Regions from separate parts of the Homo sapiens genome. Here region 2 is linked to region 1. A link is a loop called in an ENCODE intact Hi-C map of the cell type or tissue named here. Cell type or tissue: mammary epithelial cell. All regions are shown on one strand.

Evidence for each region. Hi-C counts contacts between places; a loop is a spot of excess contacts. Peaks named below come from ENCODE experiments on the same cell type or tissue, not always from the same donor. Only the 100,000 strongest peaks of a DNase experiment are listed, where the experiment ranks them.
Region 2: it touches region 1 in a loop (31-fold over the local background); 5 of 110 quality-filtered maps call a loop at or near these places.

Annotation. Positions count from the first base shown.
Region 1 is chr11:116,639,336-116,643,335 of GRCh38, forward strand. It overlaps LINC02702 (long intergenic non-protein coding RNA 2702), which reads left to right and starts at 87. Exons shown (of 3, transcript NR_135069.1): 1 at 87-202. RefSeq lists enhancers at 1,389-2,218, 2,219-3,048 and a silencer at 2,306-2,405. In mammary epithelial cell, a CTCF peak has its summit at 2,385 (motif pointing left); no DNase peak of the experiment used is centred here.
Region 2 is chr11:116,215,681-116,219,680 of GRCh38, forward strand. No RefSeq gene overlaps it. Among named protein-coding and RNA genes, the nearest start is that of LINC02151, 280 kb to the right of the region's middle. RefSeq lists a silencer at 1,392-1,686 and an enhancer at 1,392-1,686. In mammary epithelial cell, CTCF peaks have their summits at 267 and 1,525 (motif pointing right); no DNase peak of the experiment used is centred here.

The DNA of each region.
Region 1 (4,000 bases):
GGGCAGAGACTTCTTACATTACAGAACTCTAGAATTCTCAGCTGAAAATGATGTTGGAGATGTCTATGATCTCATTATACCCAGGTCCCAGTGCCCTCTTCTAAGCTCTTTATCATCATAATTTCTGATGTAAAGAGCATGATGCCATGGACAAAATGGGCCCTCAGTGACTATCCGATGCAGGGCCAGGCACTGAATGCAGGTGAGTGAGGAGGATCAGGTGCAATAAGTCAATAGCCATTGGCACTCAGCCCCTGTGTGGGGGATACAATAGGGAGTGGTGGGGACCGTGGCAAGTTAGGAGAGTGTAAACCCCGTGTGAGGGGAGAAAGATTGCAGCCAATTGTTGCCATGTGGACATGCAGGCCCAGTGTTACCAATTCTTACAGTTTTGAAAGAAGGTCAGAAGTGTGGCTCTCTATCAGAAATTCTAGAATATTAAATGTGGGTGCTTAAATTTAAAGCACTGTATAGGCCAAACAAAATATGTCTAAGAGCAAGTTTCCTTTAACAGCTTTGTTGAGGTATAGTTGATATACAAATAACTGTACATATTTAATGTGTACAGTTTGGTGAAGTTGGACATATGCAAACACCCATGATACCATCGCCACAATCAAGGTAATATGCATATCCAACACTTCCCAAAGTTTCTCATATTCCTTTGAGTGTGTGTGTGTGTGTGTGTGTGTGTGGTAAAAACACTTAACATGAGATCTTAAGGAATTCTGAAGTACACAATACCAGATTCTTAATTACAAGCACTATGTTGTACAGCAGATCTCTAGAACTTATTCACCCCGCAGAACCGAAACTCTATATGCATGGAATAACAATTCCCCATTTGCCTCTTCCCCTAGCCCCTGACAATTTGCTCCAAGCCCTGGGTGCTGTTGGTGCAGCCAACTCTTTTCTCTGCTGCTATTAGTTTGACAATTTCTGATATGTCATATACATGGAATCAATTTCTGATACATCATATACATGTGACTGGCTTATTTCACTTAGCATATTATTTCACTTAGCATATTTCACTTAGCATAATGTCCTCCATTGTGTTGTTGCAAATGACAGGATTTCCCTCTTTTTCAAGGCTAAATAATATTCCACTGTATGTATTTACTATGTTTTCTTTATCCATTCATCTAACAGAAAGTTTCTATCCATTGTTCATTGGTTTGACACTTGTAGTTAAATGAATAAATTAACCCTGTTCAAACCCTTCATTGTGAAGACTGGGCAACTGGAAGAGTTAAACCATGTCCCTAAGGTTACAAGCAACGAGGGACAAAGCTTAAACTCCAAGTTTCCAGATTTCCAATCCAGTTCTTGTTGATCCAGGGCCAAGGTCAGTGAGGGGGACTGTGTATATGAGGACCCATTAGGTTTGGGGACACATCACCACCTAGTTTGCTGTCCCGAATCCATACATTCCATCCAGCCCAGACCCAGGCCAAGAAGCCAGGGCCCATATGGGCTGAAAGGCCTCACCCACAGAAGAGGCACCGGCAACAGCACCTCCTGGCCTCCCTCCAACCAGAACCTTAGAAGAGCCCCTCACACCCTCCCCTGTACCCCATCCTCAGGCCACTTAGCATGCAGCACCATGGCACAAGCCAGCTGTCACTTAGGCACTTACAGGCAGAACTGTGGAAAAACCAAACCACTGTTATTACACTTAATAACCAGTTTCCACATCATCAACTCATTGGAGTCTGACAGGCGCTGTTAGGGTGTCAGCTCCCTCAGCCTAACAAGTCAGCACTAGCCAGGGGGTGGGAGAGCACCAGGCAGGACTGGGCACCAGCCTCCTGTGAGTTATTCCATCCCCCTCCTGCCCCACATGGAGGACACACACCCAAGGGCAGCCGAGGCGCCGACCCGCCTCTGCCCCCACACACTCAGGAGCTTAGCAGCTACACCAACAGCACCCAAGGTTTACAGCAGGAGCAGAAGCCCAGAGAAGGGGTCTCAGGGCTCTGACTGGTGTGCAAACAGAAGAAAACAGCCTGGCTTGTCAGAGTAGGGGCCAAGGGGTCTGAAGGAAGAGAATCCAGGACTGGGACACCTGGTTGGATCCTAGCTCTACTGTGTGGCCTTGAGTAAGATACTCCATCTTTCCAAGCCCCAGCTCCCCACCTGTAAAAGGTGGTACCTCAAAGCGTTCCTTGGAAGGCAAGCATAGTGCCAAGCATGGTGTCCACGCCTGATAAATGGTGGGTATCACTGAGTTATTATGAAATGGAGGTGGGCAGAGGGTGGGGGTCCTAAGAGGAGGACACAGGTGGGGTTGCTTATGAGGCATACACCCTGGCACATACACCTGCCTGGCGGAACCCTCCTGCTGCCCGCTGTAGCTCGGGCCTGAGGTAGTGCAGTGCTGCCATCTTTTGTCCACACGCTGCACTGCATCCCCACCTGCCCGGTTGGGTGGACAGGGCCCCAGGTGCTCCAGCTGCCCATTCTCCGTTGCTACAGCGTCTCTGAGCCTGGAGAGGGTCTACCCAGCAAGCTCTGGCAGGGCGGACTGTCCATCAAATGTGGCCCAAGATGTCAGAGCAGCCCTGCAGCCAAAGAGACGCCTTATGCCTTTGGGAAAAAACTGTGGGCCATTGCCCCAAAGGGCCCAGGGCTGGCTGGGGTCCCCCACTCCATGCCGCGATGTGTGCAAGGAGGCAGAGCAGAGACAAAGGAGGTGGGTGAGTGGGAGAGGGCACACCTCCAGGGACCTCAGCAGACAGTTTGCTACCTGCTTCCGCATGAGCTGAGATTCCCAAGATGCCAGGAGCAGTTGTCTCTGAGAGGTGGAATTGTGGGTGATGGGAATGATTTTGTTAGGTTGACTGTTTCATTGTGATTATTATTTTTTCTTTATGCGTAATTAGAATTTCACATTTTTCTACAATGCCAAAGTCTCAAGAAATAATTTGTTTATAAACCTGTCTGAAAGTAAATTTGCTTTTAAGTAAACACGTAATTCTAGAGCAGAAAGGGACCCTTTCTTTCACAGTTGAGGAAAATAAGCTCAGAGATAGGTGACTTGCCCAAGGTCACACCACTAGTTTGTGGCCAAGATGGACTAGAACTTCCCTCTCAAGACAAGGTCTTTTTCCTTTGAGAGTGAGCTGGGCCTTTTCCTGACCCTCTAGCTAGGGTAAGATCCCCTATTTGTCACCCATGGTAGCTGTTTTTCTGTTTACTCCCTGTCTCTCCCATGCAAGCTTCATAGGGGCAGGAACTTTATCTATCTTGTTCACTAAGGTATTCCCTGTGTCCATTATAGTCCAGGGTATGTGGCAGACACTCCATAAATGCATGTTGAATGGATGCATGGAGTTAATCAGGGAAGGCTTCCAGGAAGAGGTGAGTTATACATCCATTTTTGAAAAGGCACTTGTAACAGATCAACAGAGAAGATAAGAAGCATTCCTAGGGGCTGGAGGATGGCCTAGACCTAGCGCACAGTAAAGATATGTTCCCAAATATTTGTAGGGGAGGGGAGAATGGCAGAGTAGTACAGATTGTCCTCCTATTCCTGTAGGGACCTGAGCTAGGAACCCATCCCTGACCCTGATTCCTTACCTTGTCCTGAGAATTTGGGAAGAAGCCAAAAAGAATCCCTCTACAGGGCCAGGAAAGACACTAAGAGCTGAAGCTTCCATCAGCCTAACTGGATCTGACAAGGTCTGGCTGGGCCTGGTTGGACCTGACCATCCTGGGTGGACAGATGGGGCCTGACTGGGCTGGGTCTGAGCTGAGAACCACCTTCTTACTCCCATATTTAGGAGACTCTAGTACCTGTCATGTCAGCCTGATCTCCCAGGGCTCTAGAGACATAAAGCAGGGGGAGTGGGGGGAGGGGCAGAAACATTGAGGCCAAGGGGAAAATGTGAGGGGGTCCAAATGTATGCACAGTCTTGTTTCTAGGGTCTTTTATAAGATCACTATTACTTTAGGAACATAAAGATGCATTAAGATGTAATGATCATGTTAAAATATG
Region 2 (4,000 bases), 420 kb before region 1:
AAAGGTAGAGGCTGTTACAGAATAGGAGTCCTCAGCCAGGAGATGTCTGTTTTCTGGCACCCCAGAAGGAGAGGTAGGATGTGATTAACGGGTGTGTGGTAGTGGAGGCCAGGCCAGTCTTGCAGCTGCATGGGCTGAGGCAAGCTCTTTGAAAGGTTTCTCTGCTAAGGCCCATCTCTCCTAGTTTCCCTCCCAGAGCCATGCCTGAAAGACTCACCTGGCCTACCAGCCAGGATGTTGTCTAGTAGGATGACTCCCTACTGCCCCCTTAGCACCTCCTAGCAAATTGCAGGAACCCATGTGTCAGCGTAGCTAACTGTGACTTAGTGGAGTAGATGAGAGGGACTGGGACCCATGGGGGAAGAACAGTCAGGAAAATTCACAACTTGGGCTACAACTGGGGAAGGCAGGCCAATGAAAAATCAATAGAAGGTGCTCTAAGGATGTGGGTATAAGGGCAGAAACCCATTTTGAAGTAACAATATGGGGACTATGCTGAAGACCTGCAGGTGGGCAGAGCAATGACACAAAGCTGGACACTGGCCAGGGACAGAAATATCACTGAGACTACCTGTCCACCAAACTCAGAGAGGTCAGAGGTGCCGAAGTGCGTGTGTAAGTGTGATTGTGTGTGTGTGTGTGTGTGTGTGGCATGCACACATGCATTGAGCAGTCTCTGCCTAGGGCCTAAAGATCCTTCTCCACAATGCCTTTGGCACTGACATCTTGAGCAGGAGAATTCCAAGCAGGCATGGAAGTTACCCTACTCTAACAAGTCCCTGGGATTTCGTACCCAGGACCTGGGTTTGCGTCCCACTCGACCACTCACTAGCAGCTCTCATAACCTCTCTGGGCCTCAGTTTCTCCTCCTGTTTTAGCATGTGAAAGATTAGCATGATGCCTCAAACTTATCAATAACAATATTTGCATCTGAGCGTTGAATGGTCATTTTACTTATAATGTATTTCTCCAAGGGTCATAGGAGGGCTATTCATTGAAATTCATGAAACTGCTTTATAAACTGAAAAATGCAAGAATAATCCTAACAATAACAGCACTTATTGAGCACTTGCTATATGCCAAGCAACATGCGAGGTGTTTTACATGTATTACCTCATTCTGTCCTCACAATAATCCTATGATATAGATACTATTAGTATCCCGATTATTCAAATGAGGAAACTGAGGCACAAGAGAGGTTACCTAAATTCCTGAGGGTTGCATGACTAATACGTGGTGAAGCCAGGGTTCAAACGCCAGCATCTCACAGTGTTACTGTTATAAGACAGTTGCCTGGAACCGGGGAGCTCAGGAAAGAACAGGAGGCAGCAAGCTCATGCACTGCCCAACATCATAGGAAATCAGTGGCCAAGGCAAAGCTTTAGGCTCCAGGCATGTAAGCAGCCTGGACTAAGGGCATATGTTACATTCAGAAGTCAGAATCAGGCAAGTTTAGAACAGAAGCACTCTGCAAAGAACAACAAAGCTTTGAAACAAGGCAACACTGCTCTCCACGCTCACCAGACGGCGCTGTGCAGTGTTCCCAGAAGCGTCTATTCGGTTTCATTCAACCAGAGAAATCATGGAGCACTTAACAGTGCACCAGGCTTGGGAGATGGACGACAGAAAGCCATGATCCCTGCCCTTGTGTAGCTTACAGCCTACCAAGAAAGGTTGATACTACACAAGGAATTGCAAGAGTGATGAGTTTAAAGGAGAAAAAGGTTTGGATGTATATGTTAGGGTAATGCTAACTGCAAAAACAAAAAGACCCCAAAATGTATTATGGCTCAAATTTAAGAACTTTATCCCTCACTCATGGAACAGAACACAATGAATGCTCCTGATTGATAAGAGCAGCTGTCCTCTTCATTTCTTCCAGAGTTAGGCTAACAACAGCTCTGCTGTCTCCAGCATACATCCCACAAGGGCTCCCTGGGGACCACCATCCTAGTCAGCCAAAGGTCACCATCCCAGTCTTAATCTTTTGCAAGAAAGAGTGTGCCCAAAGGTTTTCATGGGCCAGGCCTAGGAGGGGCACACATCCCTTCCACTCACATGCAAATGACTAGACCTCAGCCAGTTGCCACAGCTAACTCCATAGGGACAGCTGAGAACCCGGGAGGAAGAGGAGGCCATGGATTTGATGAACTGTTAGCCAGCTGTCCCTGTGGGCTACAGAGGATCCTTGCACAACACATTCCCTCTGCTTGGAATTCCTCACCTTGCCCAAATTCCCTTCTTTTTACCCAGCAAACTCCATGCCTTTATAAACAATGGTATATAATACTGTATTAGTCTCTTCTCATGGGCTGATAAAGACATATTCAAGACTGGGCGATTTACAAAAGAAAGAGGTTTAATGGACTTACAGTTCCACATGGCTGGGGAAGCCTCACAATCATGGCAGAAGGCAAGGAGGAGCAAGTCACATCTTACATGGATGGCAGCAGGCAAAGAGAGAAAGCTTGTGCAGGGGCACTCCTCTTTATAAAACCATCAGATCTCATGAGACTTACTCACTATCAGGAGAACAGCACGGGAAAGACCTGCCCCAATGATTCAATTATGTCCCACCAAGTCCCTCCCACAACACATGGGAATTCAATATGAGTTTGGGTGGGGACACAGCCAAACCATTTCAAATACTCAATTTTAATTTCTTTCTCTTCTCAGACATTTAATACCCTTCTGTTCTCAAAAGCCCTATAAAAATTGTCACTCATACACAACTTACACTAATGGTGCCTTGGGAAGTCAGAAGGTTTTTGATCACATACTGGGCAAATCTGGGCAGGCAGCAAATCAAGCAGAAAACAAGACCTGAGGAGAGGGCTCCAGAACTGAGGCAGGGGCAGGAATTCAGAACCACAAGGCATCAGCAGAACACAAGGCCACCCAGAGAACCCTCAAAACTATGGGGGAGAGGGACTCCCCAGAGGTGTGTGGGATGGAAGCTCAGATTATTTTATTTAGGTATTAAGAAGAAAGTGAAGGGCTATTAATAAAATCTGGAGGAAACCTAGGGACGTTAATGAAGACTCTAACACAATATGTTTCACAAATGTTCATTAGATCAAAGACTAAGACACATTATTTATTATTGTGTACCAAGTACTGTACTTCAAAAAAAAAAAACCTCAACAGATGGGGTCTTGCTATGCTGCCCAGGCTGACCTAGGACTCCTGGCCTCAAGTGATCCTCCCACCTCGGCCTCCCAAAGTGCTGGGATTACAGGCATGAGCCACCGTGACTGGCCCTTCCAAGGACTGTACTTCACAACAGCCCCTTAGGTAAGAATTATTATGCCCAATTGACAGATAGGAAAATCACCCCAGAGACAACTGCACAGACCATAAACAGGAGAGCTGAATTCAAGTTCAGGTTCTTAATCACTATACTGCCTCCTGCCTAAATGAGAGAATGAGTAGAGAAGGGTAAGAGGACAGTATTGGGTAAGAGCTTGGGACAAGGGTGGGCATACTGGAGATGCAACTGTAACAAGGGATCAAAGTTTTGAAAAGCTGGACTTCCTGGAGAGAGGGCAGCCTGCCAAGAAGGGCACAGACAGCCTCCAGGTGCCTGTGGGAGGTAAGCTGGTGATTCCAGCTTGCCAGCCGCCCCCAGGGAAGAAGGCAAAAGCCTGCTCACCCAGACGGTGGTTGCTCCTCTCTGCTGGGGCAGAAGGAAGGGAGCTCTTGGCAATGCTTGACTTGCTAAGCCTCAGGGGAGAAAAACCAGGGAGTTTGTGAGAGCAGCTCCCTAAGGTGCCTCAGGCAGGATGCAGCACTTTCCAGCAGAGAGTGAAATCAGGAAGAAGCGAATCAAGACCAGATGGAGTTAGTGTTCCAGCAAGTGCGTGTGGTTTTAGAAATGAAGGAGAAACATGGATTGAGGCCAAATTCAGTCCTCAGAGTTCCACAAACCTGCAGCCTCTGGGGAATTACGCAGACATAGGACGTGGAAGCTAAGAGGCATCTTGGAGATCATCCTGTCCTT